6 separate regions of the Homo sapiens genome follow, and all the other regions are linked to region 5. A link is a contact called in ENCODE Hi-C or POLR2A ChIA-PET data. All regions are on one chromosome and are shown on one strand. The core of a region is the stretch at or near the end of the contact, and the rest is flanking DNA. Distances in the headings are between cores, read along the strand shown. Region 1 holds the start of AP5S1 (adaptor related protein complex 5 subunit sigma 1). Region 2 holds the start of MAVS (mitochondrial antiviral signaling protein). Region 3 has its middle 23 kb from the start of RNF24. Region 4 holds the start of ZNF343 (zinc finger protein 343). Region 5 holds the start of MRPS26 (mitochondrial ribosomal protein S26). Region 6 holds the start of ADISSP (adipose secreted signaling protein).

Region 1 (3,906 bases), core at 337-2,836, 770 kb after region 5:
CCTTTCTTGTCACCAAAGAGCGTGTTCAAGCCGGCTCCAGTCCTGTGTTGTGCATGGCCCTGGGGAGTGGAGATGGAAGCCATCAGCACTATTGGTGAGACCTGATTCACAGGGGTGCAAAGGCCGCAGCTGAATGCCAACGGGCAGCCTGAGCAGGAAGGCTTCCTCCCATTTTGTCTGAGTATATATCTACAAGGTCAATTAAAAGGACAGGAAAGGCCAGGCGTGGAGACTCACGCCTGTAATCCTAGCAATTTGTGGGGGAGAAGCGGGAGGATCACTTGAGCCCAGAGTTCAAGACCAGCCTGGGCAATACAGTGAGACGCTAACTCTACAAAAAAATTTAAAGTAGCTGGATGTGTTGCCTGCCTATAGTCCCAGCTACTTGGGGGGCTGAGGTAGGAGCATTGCTGATGGGAGCGGGCAGCGAGGCTGCAAAAAAAAAAAAAAAAAAAAAAAAAGCCGGGAAAGGGAATTCTAGGCTGGGGGAACAGTCAGTGGGGGAGGCTCCGAGGCACATTTGGGGGACAAGGCTGAAGCCATTCACATGCCAAGAGGTAAAGGAGGTGCAGCTTCATGGTCGCGGTGGGGGTGGTAGTGGTGGTGGTGGCTGGAGGAACACATGCAAGTCAGGCAGTGAGGCCCAGGCAGGCCTTGTGGGGCCCCCAAACACCAATGGGCCAAGCCTCCAAGTTGGGGCTTTTACGTAAGGCTCTATAGGGGTTAGCGCCAGAGTGCCCCTTTCAGGTTTAAGGTATAAACCTCTTCCCTGTTGTTTTGATGGCCTCCAGTCAAGAAGGGGGCTTGCTGGTCAGCCCTACTAAGCGTTCGCCCTGGGCGACACTCTACAAGGTTTTACTGGGGCCCAATGAAATTGACAGATCTGCCAGGGACACACACTGAGAGTCCAGAAGCAGCGTTCGAATCGTTCTGCGCCGAACCGAGTGACAGCATTAAACCGCTGCAGGAACCCACAAATTCAGAATCTGCGCAAAATACACATATTTGTATTTAAAATCCGCGCAAAATACCCATGTGCCTAAATACACATATTTCCCTCCAAAGTCATAATTTCCGGGGGTACAGCCCAGGAATGTACATTTGAACTGGTGCCCCAGTGATTCTCACGCATGTTGGCTAGATAAGAACTCAGCCGCAGCCCGTAGCTGCGCGGCCCGGCCTAGGTCCACCCGCCGCCCGTCCCGGAGCCTCCTAAGGCCGCAGGCGACGCGCCCCGCCCTCCGGGGACAACTAGGCCCCGGCCTTTTCCGCAGACTCCGCGCTCCGAGCCGCGGCGCCCCCTCGCGGCCGCCGGGGTCGGCAGCCTGGGGCTCCGCTGATCTAGGGCAACGAGCGGGGGACGCTTCGAGCCCGCAGCGAGAGTGACCAGCATGGTCCCTGCCGGCAGCTCGGGGCCGGAGGGTTTTGACTGCAAGGCCAGCCCACGCCGAGGGTCCAAGCATCGGGATATGCCGCCAGCACCTGGCTGCTGCAGCACCGCGCTGGACATGAGCGCTCCGCCCAACCCGACGGCGTCAGCTGGCGCGCGCGCCCGCGACCGACGTGCGCAGGCGCCCACGGGCCGCGCAGCCGCCATTGCTCTCCTGCCACGGAGGGGAGCGCTTGGTGGCAGTCCGCGGGCCCGGACGGAAGGCTGAGGCGACGCCTCGACGACAGCGGACCGGAGCTGCAGGGGCAACACATTCAGGGCGGGGTGCCCCATTTAGGCCTGGCTGACCGGAGTAAGAAACTACAACCCCCGAAGTGCCTTGCGCCTCAAGGTTACGGAGGCAGTGACGTAAGCTGTCTTGACCGCTACCATTTCTCTAGTAGAGGCGGGACGCGGCGGCGCGGAGTGATGACGCGCTCTGCTGGCGGCTGGAGGGTTGCGGAGGTCAGCAATTGGGTGCTGGGCTCCGGTTCTCGAAGTGCCTTTGCGAACCTGCTATTTTACCAGTTTAAACTGACGGTCTGTTTAGCCTTAGCTACAGATACCCACTGACTGTGTACCCGCCGCCTTTCAACCCCCGGGCCGGCCACTGAGCCAGCCAGATAACCATTACTATTATTTAGTTTCTATTTTGAAACAGTTTCAGGTAACTCCTGTATGCACTTGGATGAGATTCACAAGTTGTAACCTCATTTGCCCCATTTACCTTATTATTTCCTCTGTTTTTCTCTCTGCCTTTTTTCTTCCCTGGACCAAGTGAGTTAGTTGCAGATATGAAATCCTGTTTCCTCTATATTTAGAGGCCCATCCGTGTTTATTTTCTAAAAACAAGGACGAGCTCCTGCATTCAAAATCGGGTAACATTGGTCAAGACTTTTTCTGACCCATAGTCCATATTGAAATGTTTTTAAAGTTTTTATTAGTGTCCTAATAATGCCCTTTATGGAAATTATCCTTTTGTTTTTCTTTCTTTTTTTTTGAGACAAGAGTTTCCCTCTGTCGCCCAGGCTGAAGTGCAGTGGTGCGATCTCGGCTCACTGCAGCCTCCCCTCCCGGGTTCAAGCGATTCTGTGGCTTCAGCCTCTCAAGTAGCTGGGGTTACAACCATGCGCCACCATGCCCGGCTAATTTATTTTTAGTAGAGATGAGGTTTCACCATGTTGGCAGGCTGGTCTGGAACTCCTGACCTCAAGTGATCCGCCCACCTAGACCTCCCAAGGTGCTGGGATTACAGGCGTGAGTCACCACACCTGGCCCAAATTACCCTTTTCTTGGTCCAGGACCCGATCCAGGAGTACACGTCGCATTCAGCTATCTGGTCTCTTCAGTCTCCTTCGGTCTGGAGCAGCTCCTCAGGTTTTCCATGACCGCATGACCTTGACGCTTTTGAAGATACCTGTTGTTTTGTAGAACTAGGTTTAGGGTGGTCTGAGATTTTTTTTGTTTGTTTGTTTGTTTTTCTTTTTTCTTTTTTTTTTTTTTTAGTTTATGCCTATTCTGCTTATGTATGTCTGAGATTTTTTATCACTGGATTCTGTTATGTGATGTTGTTCAGATGCTGTTATTCAAAGTGTTCAGCCTCACTGGCCTCTGGATACACTCCCAGACACTGCCAGGTCAGCCCCTTCCTGTGGTCGCCTCTCCTGCTGGGGTTCACTCTCACCTTACCAATGTCTCTGGCTTCCCTGTAGCACCCACCCTGGAGCCATGGTCCACGCCTTCCTCATTCACACCTTGAGGGCCCCGAATACTGAGGACACGGGCCTTTGCCGAGTGCTGTACTCCTGCGTCTTCGGTGCTGAGAAGTCACCTGATGACCCACGGCCGCATGGTGCCGAGAGGGACAGGCTTCTCCGGAAGGAACAGATTTTAGCTGTGGCCAGGTAACCACACAGCCCAGCCCCAGGCCTTCATTGAACACGTACCTGATTGTAATAGGTATTTTCGGGGAGTGGGGACGCAGAGAAATAGGAGGACTAAGAAGCAGAGAGGAAGTTTTAGAGTAGCATTTCCCAGAGAGTCTTCCACAGCTTTTCATAAGTGTTACGTGAAAAGGGTTAAATAAATAATAATTCTGTTATCATTATTAGTATAATTAGCATTTGTTCAGCCTGTAAGTGCTAAGCATTTATATTCTGAACATCTTATATATATTAACTCATTTAATCCTCATAATAGTCTTTTGAGGTAGGTATAGTTATTATCTCCACCTTATAGATGAGTAAACTGAGGTATAGAGTGTTTGAGGAATTTAACCTGTCCAAGGTTACATAGCTAGAAAGTAGCAGAACTAAGATTTGAGAGTAGGCAGGCAGACAGTACAGATTAAACATGCTTTTCAGTGCAGTACTTAACAGGGCCTTTAGTGTGCCTGTAGACTTTATGAATTTCTAACGAAGAGAGAGGATGTGGTACATGAGGACTCCAGAAAGCCAGGGATCCAGATCACAGTTTGG
Region 2 (4,319 bases), core at 162-2,661, 800 kb after region 5:
GTTTCAGATCATGAGCTTTTGATAGGAATACCATAAGCATGTTGTTGTGTTCTTCTTTGTCTAAATCTTTATAAAAGCTGTTGATAGGTGGCAGGGAACCACCTAGTCAGGCAGTGGGATTGTTTGAATGCTCTTTGAGGTCCAGCAAAGACAGGAGTGATAGCTGCACTTGGAAGCCCGCTCCTACACTTTCAATGTTCTTCCTGAAAGAATTAGATATGAAGCTGCTAGAGCTGCTCCGGTGGGGAGCAGGCAGGATTGATTCTTGAACTAATCAACATTTATGCCCTCTTGGCTAAACTAGGCAGAGCTGGTTTTATTACAGTTCAGGTGTGATTAAGCATACTTTGTAAATGCTGAAGGTTGTGAAATATTCACAGGGATATAAAGTACAGTAATAAAACCTCACTTGAGGCTGGGCGTAGTGGCTCACGCCTGTAATCCCAGCACTTTGGGAGGCCGAGGTGGGAGGATCACCTGAGGTCAGGAGTTTGAGACCAGCCTGGCCAACATGGTGAAACTCCGTCTCTACTAAAAATACAAAAATTAGCCGGGCGCAGTGGCATGTGCCTGTAATCTCAGCTACTTGGGAGGCTGAGGCAGGAGAATTGCTTGAACCCAGGAGGTGGAGGTTGCAGTGAGCCGAGATCGCGCCATTGTACTCCAGCCTGGGCGACAGAGCATGACTCTGTCTCAAAAAAAAAAAAAAAAAAAAAGAATAGAAGACCCTGTGCCTGGAAGATCGTAGGTGCTCAGTAAGTGCTGGCCTCTGCCCCAGAAGGGGAAGGGCGAGGCAGATGGCAGGAACTGCGGGAGGTACCTGTCCCAGGCCCTTGGGCGTAAGAGGCCTCTCCCACGCAGCACCCAACCCATACCCAGCCTGCCCGCCAGCCAACCTTGGCGTCCCTGCCTTGCGCCTACCTACCCAGCAGTCCCCCGCCCGCTCCCACTCCCACAGGCCCAGCGTGCACGTCTCCAGGATAGGCATCCTTGCCCCTGTGACTTCAGCGGCACCCAACGTTTATTGGGCACTAACTGTATGCCAGGCCATGGGGGTGCCGGAGAGAACGACACGAAGACCCTCACCCCTCAAAGTTCCCAGGGGGAGGAGGGGCTGCTTCACTTGGGAAGCGTGGGGATGGAATTCTCAGCCCCCCGATGACTCCGAGGCCGGCCACCTGCCTGGTTTCTGGCCGGACACCGGACTTCCCCTGGAAGTTGCTCGAGACTGCGCGCCCCCAGCAAAAAATCAGGTCGGTTCTCCGAGCCCAGTCTAGCGCTTCCCGACCCGCAAACCAAGGCCCAGTGACCGTCCCCGCTGCGCAGCCGCCTGCGTCGCCAGCCAACCACGCGCGGCCGAGTAGCCCCGCCCCTCCACATGGCCAATGGCCGCGCGCTCTGCCCGCCCCGCCTCCTCGCTGCGGGAAGGGTCCTGGGCCCCGGGCGGCGGTCGCCAGGTCTCAGGGCCGGGGGTACCCGAGGTAAGATCGCTTCCCGGGCGTTGGGTCCTTTCGGCTCAGCACGCACGGACGCCTTTAGGGAAGGTGGCTGCAGCGGCAGGACGGAGTCCGCCGGGACGCCCTGGGTCTGGGGTGCGCGGGGGGCCCAGGAGGGGACAGGACGCGCGGGGATCCGGAAGAGCGGGCCCTGTCGCAAGAGTTTCGGGAACACTGAGGGCTCCAGGCGCCGCATCCAGCATCCGGGGAAAAGGGGGTAGGTGGCGCTGGGCGTCTGCTCAGGCTGGGGGAAAGGTAGGGCCAGAAGGGGACGGGCAGCGGCCGCTGACCTCCTCCTGCCGCCCGCGGGCCCAGGGTGACGCTAAGGTGGGGCCGAGCCTCGACCGGGTGCGCCTAGAGGTCGAGTGCTGCCGCCCTCCGCTGGGTCTGGACAGTTCTCGGCGGCGACACCAGCTCAAAACGGCCTCCCCGCCCTCCGCGGACCTGGGTCGCGCCCAGGAATCCGATCCAAGGCTGTGAGGCCTGTCCCTTTGGGAAGGGTGGGTGTTTATTTCCGGGATGCACTCAGAGCCTCTGGACAGTCAGGTCGGAAACTTTGCTGTATTGGGAACACTCTGTCACCTACTTCCTTCTCAGTTGGGAAGGAAGTGCCAAGAAAACATGAAACAAACCAAAAACACGAAAAAGGGATTCTCTGTATGGAAGCCGTGAAGCCTCAAAAATATCTAGGAGGACAGCCAGCGACCTGGGACCTGTGGCAGCCATGTGAAAGCAGGGTTAATGTCTGGACTAAATGTTGCTTCCACCTAAGTGCACCCTCAGCCTCCCTCCCGCCAAGTGACCTTGGGTCCTCTTTGGGCTTGAAGGCAGGTGGCTGTGTGGGTCTCGCTGCAGGGGTCTCTGTGCCCTGCAAGGTGTATGACCAGTTGCAGTGAGGCAGCAGGTTTTGGGTTCAAATCCTGTGCTAGCCTCTGGCCAGCTGTGCACCTTGGCAACACTTTCCCTGTCACGGGATTGGGGAAGGATTAACTGAAAGAACCTTAGGATGTGCCTGTCTACAATGGGCCCTCCATAAATGTGAACAAATGTGGGCTTCCTTTCCTTTTGTTTGGGCCACATCATCCCTTCCCCTCCATCTGTGGCTGAAGCTGGAATGCAGAAGAGTGCCTCATCTGACTGCCTTCTGGTACCTGGCTGATGCCATGAGAAAGGAAGGAGAAAGGGGTCTTTTTTTTTTTGAAATGGAGTCTCACTCTCTTGCCCAGGCTGGAGCGCAGTGGTCCAATCTTGGCTCACTGCAACCTCTGCCTCCTGGGTCTAGAGATTCTCCTGCCTCAGCCTCCTGAGTAGCTGGGACTACAGGTGTGTGCCACCATGCCTGGCTAATTTTTGCATTTTTAGTAGAGACGGGGTTTCACCATGTTGGCCAGGCTGGTCTCAAACTCCTGACCTCAAGTGATCTGCCTGCCTCGGCCTCCCAAAGTGCTGGGATTCCAGGCGTGAGCCACCGCGCCCGGCCGAGAAAGGGATCTATTAACTCCCATAGAGTTGTTCTTTGCTAATTTCTTGAAGGCTCAGAGGACCCCCGCCTCACCTTCCTGATTCTCCTGACCTGTCATTAGTACTTGCCCCACGAGGAATGTAGCAGGGCCTGCTGGCTGGCAAAGCAACTCATGCATGTGAGGCTCTGAGGCCAGTGACAGGACTGCTTCCCCTGTGAGGAAGGTCTGGTGGCCCAACAGCTTTTAGGTGCTGTCTGCTCTACAGCACTGCCTCCTGAGAGAGGTCTCATGCCTGCCTGATGCCCACTTGGTCCTCTCCTGCCTCCTTCCCTCCCTGACAACCCACTTGGAATCCAATAGCATCTCAAACTTCACTTGTTCCGAACTGAGTTCTGGAGTCCCTTCTGAGCCACTGCTCCTCCCCTGGCTTCTCTGGCCTGGTAAAAGGGCACCTTCCATCCACCCAGTGCCCAAGGAGTCATGCTTCTTTTCTCTCCCTTATCTCCTACACCCTCAAAACACCAGGAATCTGGCTGCCTCCTGCCATCTCTGTGGTTCCCATCCTGACCATAGTCATCCTGTCTCCTGGGCTGTGGCCTCCTTACTGGTCTCCCAGTTTTCATCCTGGCCCCTCCAAAGTCCTCACAACCACCAGAGAAGTCTTTAATGTAAATCAGATCCTCTTCTTTCCCTGCCGGAACCTTCCAGTGGTTCCCTGTTTCACTCCAACTAAAACCCAGAGTCCTTTCCTACAGCACTCTACATGAGTGGCCCCTGCCACCTCCTTGACCTTGACAATCTCTGCCCCTTTCCCTAGCTTGCTTGCTTTTTTTTTTTTTTTTCCTATGATGGAGTTTTGATCTTGTCACCCAGGCTGGAGTGCAATGGGATGATTTCAGCTCACTGCAACCTCTGCCTCCTGGGTTCAAGCGATTCTCCTGCCTCAGCCTCCCGAGTAGCTGGGATTACAGGCGCCCACCACCATGCTAATTTTTGTATTTTTAGTAGAGAAAGGGTTTCACCATGTTGGCGAGGCTGGTCTCAACCTCCTGAGCTCAGGTGATCCACCCGCCTAGGCCTCCCAAAGTGCTGGGATTATAGGCGTGAGTCACGCAGCCAGCCATCCCTAGCTTTCTTGACCTAGACCACACTGACCTGCTTTCTATTCTTCAAACATGCCAAGCTCATTCTTGTTTTAGGACTTTTGCATTTACCATGCTCTCTGCCTAAAACACCAATCTTCTCAGAGCCTGAGAACAGCTCAGCTGTGTTCTGCACGCTAGTTCAGAAAGGCTTCTTTGACCCCCTAGTTCAAGTAGCATGCCTGTCTCCAGGGGCTCTGTCTCATTACCTGCTTTAC
Region 3 (4,325 bases), core at 483-2,982, 990 kb after region 5:
GGAGATGTTCTGCTCCCTGTGGTGTGGGTGTGGACGCTTTACTCTGGAATCCCTTCCAGTGGACGTTAAGCATCCCCCTCAGGGCTTGGAGAGGACCAATGAACAAGGGAAGCAGGGCAGGCAAAGAGTCTGAGGCAGGCGGCTGATGAACCAGGTCTTCCCCTGAGTGATGCTGGGAAAAGAAGCACGTTGACTAAGCACCTGTGATGTGCCATACACTTTCATATGTGTTAATTAATCCCGTAGTGACCCTGTGAGGTAGGTATAATGATCATCCCCATTTACAAATGAGGAAACTGCAGTGTAAAAGAATTTAAAACTAGGTTTAAAAATGAGGGAAATAGAAAAGCACCATTAGGCAAACCTATAGTAATAATGGTTGCAGTAAGATTCACTGATAGTTGCTAAAAGTATTTTTATTAATTATAAAGGAAAAAATGGCTGGGTGTAGTGGCTTATGCCTGTAATTCTAGCACATGGGGAGGCTGAGATGGGAGGATTGCTTGAGATCAGGAGTTTGAGACCAGCCTGGTCAATAGAGTGAGACTTCATCTCTATTGTTATAAAGAATAAAACAAAATTTAAAATAAATAAATTTTAAAAACGTTTTAAGAAGGAAAAAATATAAAAGTGGAGAAATCCGGTAAATACCACCCTAATCAAGTGATCAAGGTTAGTATTACTAGTAATAATTGATACTGACATTAGGTACTCCCTGATGTGATGCCTTGAGTTGAGCACAGTATCATCTCTTACATCAATCTCATCATGATAAAACACTAGACAAACCCAGACTGAGATGGGGTTCCACAGACTCCTACTCAGGTGTCAGAATTAGAACCCAGAGCCCATCATCTTTCCACTCTGGGCAGGAAAGGTATGGAGGCCAAGGGTAGGGGGATGCCTCCTTTCTGGAGGGAGGCACTGCTGACTGAACGTGTACCCACCTCAGTACGTGGGACTCATGACTACAGTGTGCTCTGTAACTAGAAACTACATCTCTTTGCCTGAGGGCATTCTCCAAAGCACAAAGGTGGTTCTGTCTGTGCTGGCCTTCCCACTCCTTTTTTTTTTTTTTTTTTTGAGATGGAGTCTTGCTCTGTCGCCCAGGCTGGAGTGCAGTGGCATGATCTCGGCTCACTGCAACCTCCGCCTCCCGGGTTCAAGTGATTCCCCTGCCTCATCCTCCCGAGTAGCTGGGGACTACAGGCATGTGCCACAATGCCCGACTAATTTTTGTATTTTTTGGCGGAGACTGGGTTTCACCATGTTGCCCAGGTTGGTCTTGAACTGACCTCAAGTGATCCGCCCGCCTTGGCTGGTATTACAGGCTCTTGAGATTCTTAAACACATCACATCATAAAGTCCCTTGTGCCATGTGAGGTAATATACTCACAGCTTCTGGAGATTAGGATGTGGGCATCTTGAAGGGTATCATTATTCTGTCCACCACATGCCCATGGTCCAGGGTTCAGAATAAAAGGGGCTCTGAGTTGGCAACATCTGCCCAGAGGAAGCCAGTGCTGTGAGAAGGGGAAGGTGGTACAAGGGGCTATAAACTAAAATGCAGAAATACAGAGGAAGACATATTTCAGTGGTTACATAGCATGTGGTGTGTGTATGCGTGACTGTGTGTGTTTGTGTGCATGTGCGTGTGTGTCTGGGGGAAGGAGGTAGAGGAAGTGAGATGATGGTGACAGTGACAGCAGCTTGGAGAAGACAGGGGGGTGGGTCTACTTCTGAGGAAGTCCTTGGCTGAGGTAGGGCCGCAGAGAGGCAGGGTGAGGGTGGAGCCTGTGGTTTCAGAGAGGAGTTTTAATGGCTGCCAAGAATGTGCACATGAAGCCGAAAGGGAGTGCGGCCTGGAGCTGCAGTCAGCCCAGAGGGCGGGTGGAGCCTGTCCCAGGGCACTAGGATCGCAGAGAACGACAGGAGGGAGCAGGGCTCTGTGAGCAGGGAGAGGAAAAAGAGAGAAACTAGGTTTGTGATGGAAAATGGGCTATGGTTTCATAATTGGAAGTGCCTGTGGGCAATGAGTATAAATGGAGGGTTTGGTAACACTTGGGGAAAAATTATTAATTTGGAACTTCTATAAAGCCTTTTGTCTCCTATTAAAAATCCTGTGGGTACCAAGTGAATTTCATCATTTAATTCTCTCAATAAACAATGAACTGCTACTTTGCATGGGACAACATTCTCTGGAGATGCATACAGTGAACAAACAAGGTGAATGAATGGACTCAGGGAATTAGGTGTCACAGGCATAGAAAGGCAAGGAGATGAAGGAGTAAGTCAGCAAGAGGATGATGGAGGCAGAATCAGCTTTCCCCAGCAGGGGATGACACGGGGTTTTCGATATCACCTGCCCGGGGAGGCTTGCCCATTTCCACTCTCCAGCCCACCTGCCCAGGGGATAGGCTTTGAAATGTATATTCCCTACTGTCCGCCTCCTTGGAGCCATTCCTTCATTTCTTCCTTCCTCCTCTTCCTCTCCCCTTGTCTTCCTTTGCCTTGGAGCTTGGGAGGCTCCAGGCAAGAAGAGGGGGACTGCGGCATCTTTCTCTTGCTTCCCTCTCTTCTTTCTACCCTTTGGATCCCATTCAAAACAGATAAATAGAGGTCCACTGTGGGCCTGGAATCATGCAGGGGTTACAAGACGGGGGACTCCCATGACCAAGCGTGATTCTCCAGCAAGGGGATTTCTGGGAGCCCTTAGCAGCTGACACATGCAGCAGCTGGGCCAGGGGTGGACCAGCCTGTTAAGGGGATCTGTGTGGGGCACCAGTATCCTCTACTATAGCAAGGATGTGGAGTAGCAGATAATCTCACACCCTGCTATAGATTGGAATAAAACTTTAGAAAGCAATTTGCTAATATTGTATAGAGAGGAAGACACACATGGCCTGTGACCCAGCAATTCCACTTCCAGTCACATACCCAAGAGAAACTTTGCATGTGCATGAGGAGACAAGGAATGTTCATTGCAGCATAATTTGAAAAAACAAAAGCTGGAAATAAATGAAATGTGCATCTTATAGGAAGTTGGATCTATTCACGTAATGGAATACAGCAGGTAAAATAAACAAGATTTATGAGTATCATCAGAGATAACTCTAAAAGCATGATGTTGAGTGAAAAAAGCATGCTACCAAATGATATATATAATGTTGCCATTTATTTATGTATTATTTATTTATTTATTTTTGAGACTGAGTCTTGCTCTGTCGCCCAGGCTGGAGTGCAGTGGCATGATCTCGGCTCACTGCAATCTCCGCCTCCCAGGTTCAAGTGATTCTCCTGCCTCAGCCTCCTAAGTAGCTGGGACTACAGGCGTGCACCACCATGCCCGGCTAATTTTTGTATTTTTAGTAGAGACAGGGTTTCACTATGTTGGCCAGGCTGGTCTTAAACTCCCGACCTCAAGTGATCAACCTGCCTTGGCCCCCTAAGCTGCTGGATTACAAGCTTGAGCCACCGTGCCGGGCCTAATGTTGCCATTTATATAAAGTTTAAAGACACGCAAAACAATACGTTTACATATATATGTGTATATATGTATATATGCATTTATGTATGTATATATCTGTGTATATATAGTAAACATATATGTATGTAACATAGTAAACATATATACACACATACACAAACACACACATATATAGTAAAAGTGTAACAGCATGCTTGGGAATGCTAATACTCAATATAGAGTAGTGGGACTTGCAGCCAGATTGCTTGGATTTGCATCCTAGTTCCTTTTCTTACTAGCTGTATAATCTTGGAGAAGTTATTTAACCTCTGCAGGCCTCAGCTTGCTTATGTGTTAAATGGGAAATGCCAATTGTATCAGCCAGCAATTGCTGCCCTAATGCTGTGTAACAAACAACCCCTAAGCTCAGTGGCTTTCAACCACAAGCAGTTATTTTCTATCCACAAGCCTGTGAGTTGGCTGTGGCTCTGCTGGACTGGGCTCCAGGAAGTGGCTTAGGTTCATGTCTGCTCCACGTGTCTCCACCAGCAACTATCCAGGGCTTGTTCTTTTCAGGGCAGAGGTCACATGCATGGGTGGCTGCTGAAAGCACATGATGCCTTCTTGAGTCTTTGGCCCAGAACTGGCATATTGCTTCCACCCACATTCCAGTGGGGTAGGGAAAGTATACACCACCCACAGTGATCCAGAGCAAGGGCAGCAGGAGAAGGAGGTACTGGGAGCAAGTAATGGTGCAATAGTGCCTACCTGCTTTGTTTGAAGCATTAAATGAGTTAATGTGTGTCAGGTGCCTGGCACATAGTAGGTGCTATATTCTTACTAATCAGGAGAATGATGA
Region 4 (3,914 bases), core at 47-2,546, 540 kb before region 5:
ACACGCTTAGCCAGCTGGGCCAGTAATGATGTCAGCAATGGCCAATCCCTGTGGGGTCTGACAATTCTCAAAGTGTATCCACACATAGGGTTGAGGGGATGTAGATGAAACAAAATTGGCCATGAGTTAACAAATGTGGAATCTGGTGACAGGTCCGTGGCAGTTCACTGAATAGCTCTACTAGGTAGGTTTAAAATTTGTCCCTACGAAAAAATTAAAAATAAAATTAAACGCCTGATATCCAGAACTCACCATATGCCGGAAGTGATTTGGATTGTTAACTAGAAGCCGTCAGAGTTCCCCACCAGACCTAACCCTTCACAGCCCCAAACCAGATGTTTGGCCCTAACATGTGAGGGAAAAGCAGTCCAGGAAAGGAGTCAGCCAGACGGGCCACCCAGATGACGACCAAACCCAGGAACTTTGCCACAAAGCACAGGGGGCACCTCCCACATGACACACCTTGAGACAACAGGTCCCAGAGAAAAGACCTGCCCCCATTCAAAAGAGCTGCCTAGATGCCTGTCAGAGTGATACAGCCCACCACTATCAGAGGACGAAACCTCCCTCACCTCCCTAAAAACCCCAGGGACTCCTGACCCAAGACACTCGCCCAGGCCCTCTCAGGATATTTTGACCACGTCAAGCTCACCTCCACTTCCAACCCCCCAACCCCTAATAAACCAAGGTCCATCAAGCATCAAGGCCTGAGACGGCCTCCCCCTAACCACCCCGGTCACCACTCGGGACATATCCAGCCCCACCCAAAAAACAGAAAAACTCGGTGATGCAGGACTCAAGACGCTCCCCAGCCAAAAACCACCCAGGGATGTGCGGACCTAGCCACGTCCCCACCCCAGCCGCGGGGATGTTGGTCCATTTGGCCCTGGCAGAACTCAACCCCACAGCCCAAATAAACCCCAGGACGCACGACTGGGGCCGCCCTCCGTATTCGAAAACTGGTTGACCCAGAATAATCCCGCCTGGTTCAAGACAGGCATTAGAGTTCTAGGTCACTCTCGTCCCCCCGGGGGGAAAAAAGGTCCGCGGAGGTCCGGGCAAGCAGGGGCTCACCCCATCGCCTCGCCCCAATGAGCACCGCGAGCTGCGCCCTCTCCTCCAAAAACCAAATATCTCCAACCCGCACTCCCCATTGGCCACACTCTACCCCGCGTCCTAACCTACGCTCGGCCTTTCCCGACCCTCCTTTCCCCACGAGAGAGGGCATCCTGGGGCCAAGGAGCCGCGGAGGCCGCGCTCACCAGAGCCAGCGTGCCCGGGATCTCGGCCACCGACCGACGCCAGAACTACAATTCCCAACATCCTCGCAGGCTTCGGCTCCCATTGGCCGCCACAGAGCCACTTCTGGGCCGTGCAACGGTTACTTTTCCAGGACAGTGACCACTGCAGTGACAGCCTCTCCGTCTCTTCTTAAAATACCCATGTTGAAAACAGGTTCTGGCTCCCGAGTGAAGTCTCTGTCCCCTTGGCCCATTCTGCAAAAAAAAGACTACACTCCCCACAAGCCTCTGCGGCAGCTTCCGCAGGCGCTTCCGGAAGCTGGGGTCAACGAGAGAAGTCATTTCCGATTGGCGAATCTAGCGGGAGCAATGCGCTGTCTGTCAGGCGTGTGTTGGGTACAGAGTTTACTGCACCGGACCACCTGAATTCCCTGGGCTGAGGCTCCATAGCACGCGAACTACCTTGCGTGAGCACTATGTAGATTCGACTTCGTGTTGCCTGTGACACACAGGCAGGGCAAAGCCGCCTCCCAGCGTCTCAGTTGAACCCTTACCCTCAACACCAGTGCACTCCTGTGGGTGGCCTGTAGTCACCTTTCTTGTCGAAGTCCTCAAAGTTAGGGACAGACTCTCATCCAGTTTCTGGAGGGTGGAAGCTTCACTCAGGCTGGAGTCTGGCTCTCTGGCCTCTTATCTAAGATCCCGGTTCAGATCTGGGCTACTAGAGCCGGGCGTGGTGGCGCGCGCCTGGGATTCCTGTAACCCCGAGGGAGGCTGAGGCTGAGGCTGGAGGATGGCTTGAGCCCAGGAGTTAAATGTATATATTTTAAAACTAATAATATTTTTAAAACTGGGCTACGCTGGTACCTTCTGCAACACGGCAATTAGGGGTTTGCAGATCAGACCTTCAGCTCATAGGAGGCGCGTTTAAATCTTAATGGCAAATACAAATTGAATTAAATTTTACTTGTTACTGAAGGGGAAATAAACCTGACCTCACGCCCTTGGAGTATTTCCATGAGAAATCTATGTATAAGTGCTCCTTTGATATGTACCTGATACTTTTGAAAGGCTGAATAAGCACCTGCCAACTTTACAAAAGAGGAATGTTTCCCCCAAAGGCCTGATGAGCCATCTCTTTGAAATGTAAACAGTGAAGAAGATAGTGCCCTTATCTCCCTGTCACCTTGGGAGTTTAGCTTAGGTGCCTAGCTCCAAACTCGTAACTGCCCGCTTGTCACAGATAAAAGTTTTATTTTTTCTTTTTGATAAAGGCAATTAACTAGTGTAGATGGCTACTCCAATTACCAGGTGAATTTAGAATGAATTATGAAAAATTGTATAGCAAACAATGTCAAATCCTCTTACAAGGGGGCAAATTACCATTAATTTTGAGGACATGTTTGTAATAGATTGTATCTGCCCAACTAGATAAAAAGTAAGATCTCTTTCTGTCTGGCATCTGATTAGCAGATTGTCTACAATGTGCTTCCCAGTCCAGTTCAATATTATTTGGTAATAAAACTGTTCTCCTTCTTTTCTACGTTTGTGAAGGGGATTTTCTGGGTTAGCAGGAGATTTTGTTTTTATTTTCTCCAACACCTCCTTCCATCTTCTTATTTCTTTTCACCTTCCCAATATCAGCCTTCTGAGGCTTCTCTGTTCTCCAGTACTCAGGAGATAGAGAACATGGCCCCAAGGCCGTTGTGAGCCAGGAGACAGACAAACATTTCTTGATATTCTGTCCTGCCTTTCACAGAAAGGACCAATTCCCTTCTCTTGTCTTGGAGGCTGCCGTGTTAGTACTGGGCAGAATCTGTTACTGAAACACCAGGGGTTGGGTCTAGGTCCTGCTGGTTGCCAGTCAGAAAACCAATCACTGAGACGAGTATTGCAAGGGAAGAAGGCCTTAATTGAGTGCTGCAGCCAAGAAGATGGGAGATCAGTCTCACATCCATCTCCCTGACTGACCAAAATCAGGGGTTTGTATAGCAGGGAAGAAATGTAACTATGTGTGGGAAAACAGAAATTAGGGAGAGGTAAGTTGGAACAGGAAGGAGGTGATTGGTTAGGCAATATGACTGATGAGGAGTGTGGGTTCTCATTGTCCACATGCAATGATTTGGTAAGTTGCAGCTCCTTGATACTATCTGGGAGGCCTGATGTTTGGTTTTCCTGAGAAAGGAACTCAGGACAAATGTGACCTTCTCAAGTTTTAAGACTGGGGGAATCCATTTCTTTTCTTTCCTTTTCCTTTCTTTTTTTTTTTTTGGACAGGGACTTGCTCTGTCATTCAGGCTAGAGTGCGGTGGCATGATCACCGCTCATGTAGCCTCAACCTCCTGGGCTCAAGTGAGTCTTCCACCTCAGCCCCGAGTAGTTGGGACTACAGGCACATGCCACCACACCTGGCAATATTTTTTAATTTTTTGTAGAGATGGGGTTTCACCATGTTGCCCAGGCTGATCTTAAACTCCTAGGCTCAGGTGATTCTCCCACCTCAGCTTCCCAAAGTGCTGGAATTACAGGCATGAGCCACCGCACCTGGCCTGGAAGGACCAATTTCTGTTTATTCAAAGAAACCATAAACATCAATTCTGTGGGACAATTGGGACAGTTTCAAATCCAGCCCTTGATCTGGAGCCCTCCCTCAGCATCCCTCTGTGCTCCATG
Region 5 (3,748 bases), core at 639-3,138:
TAGCCTCTGTGCCCCAGGCTCAGGGAGAAGGCTCGTCCCCTGGAGCATCATCCCCTGCTGGGCCAGGATCCCCCAGGATCTGGACCCCTGTATGCTTGGGATGAGGAGCGGTGGCAGAGAGGGAAGGGCATAAGGAGATACCAAAGCTGCCCCTGAGATGCCAGTTTTCCAAAGTGGCCCTGGAGGAAGTAGGGGGATGTGGGGGTGAGGTAAGTCTCCTTGAATGCTGTACCCTGTCCATTAGAGCAGCCATGGCCAGCTCCAGGCGAGGCCTCCTGCTCCTGCTGCTGCTGACTGCCCACCTTGGACCCTCAGAGGCTCAGCACTGGTCCCATGGCTGGTACCCTGGAGGAAAGCGAGCCCTCAGCTCAGCCCAGGATCCCCAGAATGCCCTTAGGCCCCCAGGTGGGTGTCTCCCAGCCTCATGGGGAGGAAGAAAGTGATGGCCGGGGGCTCCCCCACCCTCCTGGAGCCTGAGGTCGGGGTAGGGAGGACAGCATCAGTTCCCTTCTAAGGAAGGGCCCTGGACACTGCAGCAGGCAGCCCAGTCCAGACTGCCCATGGCCTCCCAAGTGATGCCCTGGCTCCCCTGGACGACAGCATGCCCTGGGAGGGCAGGACCACGGCCCAGTGGTCCCTTCACAGGAAGCGACACCTGGCACGGACACTGCTGGTGAGTAGGGTGAGAGGTCCCCAGCATCAAGACCAGCCACTGGTCATCAGAGGCCATTGTGGCTTAGGGTTGGGTGCTGGGAGGGTGGGGAGAATGAAACACCACTGAGATGCCCCCTGCCACAGCACCCCCAGCCATTTCTCAGTGCCCCTACTGCACACAGCAGGGTGCTGTCTGCTATCCTTCCTATTTCCCAGGAGGATTCTAGACAATTTACAAAGCACTTGGGTTAAAGACCAAAGTCACTAGTAGACTAGAAGGAGATAATTGTTCTATAAGACAGTGGTGGCCATGGGATCCCACAGGCATCCTGACAAGCCAATGACTGTCTTGAGGTGGACAGACCCCAGGCCAGTGGAAAGAGGTGAGGGATGCAACCTCACTCAAACAGACAACAGGGCCAAGAGGACCAGGTGGTGACTGACATGTGCACTAGGAACATCTCAGGGACTGCAGAGCTCCCCAAGACCATAGCAGAAGACAGGCGTGGGGAAATGGTTTGCTACTGTTTTGCAAATCAAACATTTACAGTGCATCAGGAGAGCCCGGTAACTAAAGAAGAAAGTGGTTAGTTCCTATGAGGCAATGTCTTACCGCCTGATTTGTGTGTATGTGCTGAGGTTTCTATGCGTCAGGCTTGTTTAGGGTGGACAAGAGGGCATGCCCAAGGGAGCTGGAGATCCCCACACTAGCTGGATCCTCAGGCTTCTACGGGAGGCGGGGGGCGTCCTGCTGTGGGAGGCCACATGGGGACTGGGGGGGACGAGAGGGGAGAGAACCAGGAAGATGGCAGCTCGGCGGTTACGAGACCAGTGTCCTGAGACATGACCGCCACCTCTCCCTCCGCAGACCGCAGCCCGAGAGCCCCGCCCCGCCCCGCCATCCTCCAATAAAGTGTGAGGTTCTCCGAAGCTGTTGCGTCGAGTTCTGTCCTTCGTCCCCTCCCTGTCTTCCCCGCTGAGACCCTTCCCTGCGTGGGGGCTGGAGGGACGCGGGTCCGGCCCCGCGGGCGGGAGTAACTAAGGGATGGCCCCGGGCCCTGGCGGGAAGGCCGGGCCAGAGCCTGGGGGCGGGATGCGGACGTCCGCAGGGTCGCCGCTTCGGTTCCAGAGGCCACACGGCCGGGCGGGGCGTGAGGGACAGCCCGAGGACTACAGGTCCCAAGGTTCCCCGCGCCGCTTCCGGGGCACGGTGGCGTCCCGGCACCGCGGCCGCAGTGAGGAGACTCGGCCATGCTACGCGCGCTGAGCCGCCTGGGCGCGGGGACCCCGTGCAGGCCCCGGGCCCCTCTGGTGCTGCCAGCGCGCGGCCGCAAGACCCGCCACGACCCGCTGGCCAAATCCAAGATCGAGCGAGTGAACATGCCGCCCGCGGTGGACCCTGCGGAGTTCTTCGTGCTGATGGAGCGTTACCAGCACTACCGCCAGACCGTGCGCGCCCTCAGGTGTGCGGCCGGGGGGAGGTGGCCGCCCGCGCGCGCTGGTGACGGTGGGAGTGGGCGGAGAGGGTGCTGATTCCTGGCGCGTCTGCACCCAGGATGGAGTTCGTGTCCGAGGTGCAGAGGAAGGTGCACGAGGCCCGAGCCGGGGTTCTGGCGGAGCGCAAGGCCCTGAAGGACGCCGCCGAGCACCGCGAGCTGATGGCCTGGAACCAGGCGGAGAACCGGCGGCTGCACGAGCTGCGGTGCGTGGGGCGGGAGGCGGGGCGGGGCGGCGCGGCCTGGCCGGCCTGGGAGAAGCCCGGGCCCCGCTCAGCCTCGGCCCTTTGACCCTCACAGGATAGCGAGGCTGCGGCAGGAGGAGCGGGAGCAGGAGCAGCGGCAGGCGTTGGAGCAGGCCCGCAAGGCCGAAGAGGTGCAGGCCTGGGCGCAGCGCAAGGAGCGGGAAGTGCTGCAGCTGCAGGTGGGCAACGTCTCCGGAGGGTGGGACTCCAGCCGGGGACGCGGCTTGCGGGGCACTGGGAATTCTGGGCACCGCGACGCGGGCGCTGGCTATGTGCAGAGACTTACAGTTGGCAGGTCCGGATTTGGAGAGGAGAGTGCCAGTCAGGCGCAAAGACCCGGAGGTGAGCGGAGTAATTGGACAGTGTTCAGGTACCTAGCAGGTCTGTGGGAGGGACCCTGCGTTCCACAAAGAGGTTGTATTTTGCATAACAGGTGATGAAGCCATGAAGGGTTAAGTATTTCAGGCTAGGATTAGCAGGTGTGCGACTTAAAAGCAGGGAGACCACTTAGGAGTAATGCAGTGAGAATGGATGAGGCTTGATTTAAAGTATAGAAGGGTGGCTGGGAGCGGTGGTTCACGCCTGTAATCCCAGTACTATGGGAGGCCGAAGCGGGCGTATCACTTGAGGTCGGGAGTTCGAGTCCAGCCTGGCCAAGCCCCGTCTCTCCTAAAAATACAAAAATTAGCCGGGCGTGGTGTGCGCCAGTAATCGCAGCTACTCGGGAGGCTGAGGCATGAGAATCGCTTGAACCCAGGAGGCAGAGGTTGCAGTGAGCCGAGATGGCGCCACTGCACTCCATCCTGGGCGACAGTGAGACTCCGTCTCAAAATAAATAAATAAATAAATAAATAAAGTAATGGGGGGAAGGATGAGTTAGAGTGATTCAGAGGGGACCACTGAGGGACGGATTTCACCTACCAGGACGTGAGATTTTCATAGCTGGCACTCGGGGCTATGGCTGAAGTGTCTGAGAAAAGAGGAACGTGGAAAAGCAACCTGATATCACTCCACTGGGAGGCCAGAGGGGCTCTCAAATAGGACCTGGGTTCCAGGCATGCTTCCCCAGGGAGAGCAGGAGCTGCTTTCTCAGTGGGGTGAGAGGCCAGCAGGCTGGGTGGGCTGGCTGGCATGTGCCCAAGGCTCCTGTTCAGCTGGGCTTTTCTCTCCCGATAGGAAGAGGTGAAAAACTTCATCACCCGAGAGAACCTGGAGGCACGGGTGGAAGCAGCATTGGACTCCCGGAAGAACTACAACTGGGCCATCACCAGAGAGGGGCTGGTGGTCAGGCCACAACGCAGGGACTCCTAGGGGCCCAGTAAGGACAGTGCCCGCCAGGGACCATGTATGTAT
Region 6 (4,188 bases), core at 257-2,756, 720 kb after region 5:
ACCCGCTGACTCTCAGGACTGGACACAGCAGAGGCCACACATACTCAGAACAAAGCCTGGAAAGGCAAGGCTGGAGGTCAGTAGTTGTGGCAGCTTCACATCAACTCAGCTTTAATGTGATTTAATTTCCTTCTCCCTCCAGTGGGCCAAAGGTGCAAAGATAAGTATGGCTGTTCTCTCTCCTTCTAACAGTGAGGTGCTGGGGGTGGGGGTGGGGGAATATGGAGAAGGGACCCTCACCACCCACACCTTCCTGCCTCCCCAACAAGTGCTGCCCTCCTCTGCCCAGCATTCTCCCCACTTTGCCCTCAGCTAGTGGGTGCTTAGCCTCCAGATAGCATGCCCCACCTAGGCCCTGCCCTGGGCCTGTGATCCAGAGGTCCCAAGAAGCAGAGGCCAGGCTGGATCCAGGGGGTCAGCCAAGGTGAGGGTGGGAGCACACAGGATTATCTCCCAGGGACAGGGCTGCTGCCTCGTAGCTCAGGATGGATAGAATGTGGGGGGATATCCAGCTACATTTTCCCTCCACAAAAGACCAGAATGGGAGAGGGATGGGGTGCTGCCCCGACTTTCTTCAACTCCCCGGAGCAGAAAAATGCCCTACCTCCACTTTCCAGTGCCAAGATTCAAGAAGAAAGGCAAGCGGAGACTTCCCTTTCTCAGTCCCTGCTTACTAATGGAAACACGGGTCCAGAACCTAAATCCAGTCCCTCCTCCTTCATACCACCGGGAGGGAGGTGCAGCCCAAGCCCCCGAGGCCCCAAGGGTCCAGGTGTAGGACCCTTTATCCTCTCCGGCAGCCATCCCTGTGGGTGTGGCACCCCCGCCACACCCCATTCTTGTCATCTCAGGGGGAGGGGGGAAATGTAATCGGACATCCCCCCCATCCAATCCATCCTGAGCTGCGAGGCGGCGGCTCTGTCCCTCGGAGATAATCCTGTGCACTCCCCACCTTCACTCACCTCGGCTGACGCAGGAGTCTCCGGAGCCCGCACTCCCAGACATCACTGCCCTCCTTCCTGAGGGTGCTGAGGCTCGGAGGCTCAGAGATGCTACTGGTCCAAGGTCATGCAGCGAGGCAGCGGCAATGAACAGGGTCGTGGGGAGGAGGGGGCGCTGACCCCATTACGCCCCCGCCCTCACTACCGCACTCATGCCCCCGGACAATCGCTTCGCGGAAAACACCCCAGCTGCACCAGCTAACGGTCACTGCGCCCCGGGAACCTGACATCACTCTAGTTCAGGTGCTGGGGAGTCCTCCAGGCCCGGCCCCGACAGCGGAGCCCCCCACCCCAGCCCTGCCATCACGGCCGCTGGGGTCCCAGGCACTGACTGCTCAGGACAGGGCCGGGACCGGGAGGGGACCTCGGCGAACGGGAAGGAACCGGGAGGCAGGGAGCAGAGGGGTGGCCTCACCTTGCGGGGTGCACCCCGGGGCCGGGGAGGGCAGGGACGACCACTGCAGCGGCGGCGGCTGCAGGAGCTCAACGCCGAGCACGAGGAAGGGAGCCCCGCGCCGCGGCCGCCCTCCCGTCGGCACGCCCCCGCCTCCGCCCATTGGTTGATCTGGGAGGGTGGGGCGAGGGACGCTCCGGACCAATGAGCGGGCTCCAAAGAACGGCCAACTGGCGAGGGCCGCCTACGTCACGTGCCAGGGTCGCCGAGGCAGCGCCCTGCTAGTCCGCGCCTGCCGGGCGAGCTCTCGCGAGGAAGACGGGCAGGCGGCCCAACTAGGCCAGGGGCCAGAACCGACCACTCGAAGAGGGAGAAGGAGGGCCTCGGATAGGCCCCGCCCCCGCTCCTTCTTCCGCCTGGGGGATAGCGCCTCTAGCCTTGAACCTTGCTTAGGACGCACCTCCCTTGGGCCCTTCGCTCTCGGGAGGGCTGTCGGGCGCGTCTCGGGGCTGGGTGGAGCTCCCGAAGGTGGCCTTTCTCCCTGGGCTTCCACGCCGGCTTCGGCCATCGATACGGGCCGTGTTGGTCTCGTTCAGGAGCTGAGGAACCCTCCATCACTCCTGTTTCGACCCCAGGGTTTGGACCTCTTCCCCTTCCACCCCATCCCCTGTCTCGAAAGAAGCAACCCCCGTGCGGGCCCGAGACGCGTCCCGGGTGCCTGGCCCGGCCTGGAGAAGCATCAGAACAAAGAAGGCACGCGGGCTGGGGGCTGGGAGAGCCTGTGACGCGCCCCCGGGGACCGCAGCCTCTGCTCCCGGTCTCCATGGAGGCGGTCGCCATGGCAGCGAGATGCGCCTCGCTCAGCACCGCGGGGTGGGATGTGGGCGCCTGCAATGAGCCGAGGAGCGAGAGGCGTGGCCCTCCGGTCTGCGGGGGTTCTTGCCGGTGCTCTCCGCCCGCCGGTTCGCGAACACCCCACCTATACTTCGCCCGTGGGGACGGATTCCCCAAAGTGCCCTCAGTAAGCCGTCCGGAGCACGCAGCGCCTTGCTTCCAACGGAACTAGAGAGACGGCCTGGGCGGCCGAAGGCCAGCCTCCCTTCAGCAGGGCCGGGGTCGCTGCCTTAAAGGAGCCCTCAAGTCTGCCACCCTGTGGCCCATAACCTGTCTGCTGATCTCCAGTCTGCACACTGTTGGCAAATTAATCTTTCTGAGCTCTTGTTTTCATCGCGTCCCTCTCCTGCTCCAAAGCCCTCTGGGACTGCCTCCAGTAGCGCTTCACAAACTTCAGCAGCACTTTGGGTGACTCATGTGCCCTCGCGTTTGAGAGACAGCGCTTACATTGAGAGCTTTTCACATTCTGATCTCAGCCCATCCACTCCTGCCCACTCTACCCACTCCCACCACACTACCTTTAGACCTTGTCTTGAAAGTCTAAAGTTGGCAGACGGTGGGCCCAAAGTGGCCCGTAGGTGTATTTTGTTTAGCTCACATGGGGCTTTTTAAAAGAAGTCCTTCCCCCTCCTGCCTCCTCCGCCTCTTTCTGGAATCAGGAATCTGGTTTCGTGGCTTTTGAAATATCAGAAGATCTGACAACATGGGCTCACTTTCCAGCCTGGCATTACAAGCCCCTTTAAGAGCACATAAATTTACCATAGTCCCCGCTAATCCCTGTTTCTCACGGTTAGTTACCTTCTGGGTCTGTGCAGACATTTGTGATCCCCTCCCCCTCATTATCCCACCTTCCAACCTGGAAGGCCCTCCCCGCTCTCTTCTCATAGCCAAAATTCAAGCCCTCTTCAACCAAGATAAGTTTTGCCTATTTATTTATTTATTTATTTTTGAGACAGAGTCTCACTCTGTCGCCCAGGCTTGAGTTCAGTGGTGCCATCTCGGCTGACTACAGCCTCCACCCCCTCCCCCGCCGGGTTCAAGCCATTCTCCTGCCTCAGCCTCCCAAGTAGCTGGGATTCTAGGTGCGCGCCACCACACCCAGGGCTAATTTTTGTATTTTTAGTGGAGACAGGGTTTCACCATGTTGGTCAGGTGGGTCTCAAACTCCTAGCCTCAAGTGATCTGCCTGCCTCAGCCTCCCAAAGTGCTGGGATTACAGGCATGAGCCACCGCGCCTGGCCCAAGCCTGCCTTTTTCAAAAGTCTTTCTAGCCAACTTCTCAAAACCATCTCTGGTGTGGGCTCTCTCAAACACAAACTGGCTGCTAACTGCACAGCCCGGGGTTATTTCCGAATTGTCAACTCCTTTCAGCAAACATTTACTGAATGTATCTGATGAGTAAGTTATTGTGCTAGGCTCTGTGGAGTGGAAGGCACTCACAGTTTAGTGTAGGAGGGACACCACACACAAAGAACTGTGGTCTCCTGTCCTTGCCAAATGTTCCTCACACTCCCAGGCATCGGGCAGTCTGGCCCACTGGGAGGAGCTGAAATACAGAGCTGCCCATGCCTAGGGATACTACATGCTCTCAGGGAAGGCCAAAGATGGTTCTGGAAAGCCTCCAGGAGAAAATTAGACTCTTTGTGTCAGGAGGAAGTCAGGGCAGGAGTTACCTGGCTGCCCCATCACTGCCCAATGTGTCTGTGTTACCACACGAGTAGTGCCCAGGCTCTGGGGCTTCCTGTGCGGAGGGCCTTACCAAAGATAGATGGCTCTGCAAGGGAAACCACAGGCCCCTACCAGGCCCCCTGGAGACAGAGGCAGGACAAGAAGAATCAGGAACAACTCCAGGTTAGGAGAACAGATGGAGCACGTATAAAACATCCACTCACGGCCGGG

What was found. A loop is a pair of places that touch in the nucleus more often than their neighbours do. ChIA-PET counts read pairs that join two places held with the same protein, here RNA polymerase II (POLR2A). Pooled maps may share reads with other maps.
Region 1: a loop to region 5 is called in a pooled map, with 12 times the contacts of the local background. The contact joins the promoter of AP5S1 here to the promoter of MRPS26 in region 5. A Hi-C loop is called at or near these places in 1 of 168 maps with a recorded cell type or tissue (CD4-positive, alpha-beta memory T cell) and 9 of 50 pooled maps. POLR2A ChIA-PET finds 5 or more read pairs at or near these places in 1 of 52 experiments (PC-9).
Region 2: a pooled map shows a loop between it and region 5 (6-fold over the local background). The contact joins the promoter of MAVS here to the promoter of MRPS26 in region 5. A Hi-C loop is called at or near these places in 1 of 37 single-sample maps with no recorded cell type and 2 of 50 pooled maps. POLR2A ChIA-PET finds 5 or more read pairs at or near these places in 2 of 52 experiments (B cell and PC-9).
Region 3: a pooled map shows a loop between it and region 5 (4-fold over the local background). The contact joins the enhancer-like site here to the promoter of MRPS26 in region 5. A Hi-C loop is called at or near these places in 1 of 50 pooled maps. POLR2A ChIA-PET finds 5 or more read pairs at or near these places in 2 of 52 experiments (CD4-positive, alpha-beta T cell and T-cell).
Region 4: a loop to region 5 is called in a pooled map, with 24 times the contacts of the local background. The contact joins the promoter of ZNF343 here to the promoter of MRPS26 in region 5. A Hi-C loop is called at or near these places in 1 of 37 single-sample maps with no recorded cell type and 12 of 50 pooled maps. POLR2A ChIA-PET finds 5 or more read pairs at or near these places in 1 of 52 experiments (MCF 10A).
Region 6: a map of B cell shows a loop between it and region 5 (17-fold over the local background). The contact joins the promoter of ADISSP here to the promoter of MRPS26 in region 5. A Hi-C loop is called at or near these places in 1 of 168 maps with a recorded cell type or tissue (B cell), 1 of 37 single-sample maps with no recorded cell type and 8 of 50 pooled maps. POLR2A ChIA-PET finds 5 or more read pairs at or near these places in 1 of 52 experiments (activated T-cell).

What each region holds. Positions count from the first base shown.
Region 1 is chr20:3,818,961-3,822,866 of GRCh38, forward strand. AP5S1 (adaptor related protein complex 5 subunit sigma 1) reads left to right here and starts at 1,587. Exons shown (of 3, transcript NM_018347.3): 1 at 1,587-1,798; 2 at 3,142-3,333. The coding sequence starts at 3,158. RefSeq lists a silencer at 1,111-1,390 and enhancers at 1,387-2,090, 1,631-1,970.
Region 2 is chr20:3,845,423-3,849,741 of GRCh38, forward strand. MAVS (mitochondrial antiviral signaling protein) reads left to right here and starts at 1,412. Exons shown (of 7, transcript NM_020746.5): 1 at 1,412-1,481. RefSeq lists silencers at 829-878, 1,309-1,688.
Region 3 is chr20:4,036,484-4,040,808 of GRCh38, forward strand. No RefSeq gene overlaps it. Among named protein-coding and RNA genes, the nearest start is that of RNF24, 23 kb to the left of the region's middle. RefSeq lists an enhancer at 1,461-1,510. Within about 2 kb of position 1,733, at least 14 of the 41 ENCODE cell types and tissues checked have a DNase peak (open chromatin) inside an H3K27ac peak, as active enhancers do.
Region 4 is chr20:2,507,619-2,511,532 of GRCh38, forward strand. It overlaps ZNF343 (zinc finger protein 343), which reads right to left and starts at 1,297. Exons shown (of 6, transcript NM_024325.6): 1 at 1,263-1,297. RefSeq lists enhancers at 562-621, 1,272-1,581, 2,123-2,718.
Region 5 is chr20:3,044,164-3,047,911 of GRCh38, forward strand. It overlaps MRPS26 (mitochondrial ribosomal protein S26), which reads left to right and starts at 1,889. Exons shown (of 4, transcript NM_030811.4): 1 at 1,889-2,117; 2 at 2,210-2,356; 3 at 2,451-2,574; 4 at 3,572-3,748. The coding sequence starts at 1,906. The coding sequence ends at 3,706. GNRH2 (gonadotropin releasing hormone 2) reads left to right here. Exons shown (of 4, transcript NM_178331.2): 2 at 245-405; 3 at 537-673; 4 at 1,523-1,584. The coding sequence starts at 252. The coding sequence ends at 1,573. RefSeq lists enhancers at 1,371-1,430, 2,771-2,830 and a silencer at 1,531-2,400.
Region 6 is chr20:3,766,247-3,770,434 of GRCh38, forward strand. ADISSP (adipose secreted signaling protein) reads right to left here and starts at 1,507. Exons shown (of 6, transcript NM_001258429.2): 1 at 1,417-1,507. RefSeq lists enhancers at 652-1,416, 1,544-2,130, 2,792-2,841 and a silencer at 1,402-1,641.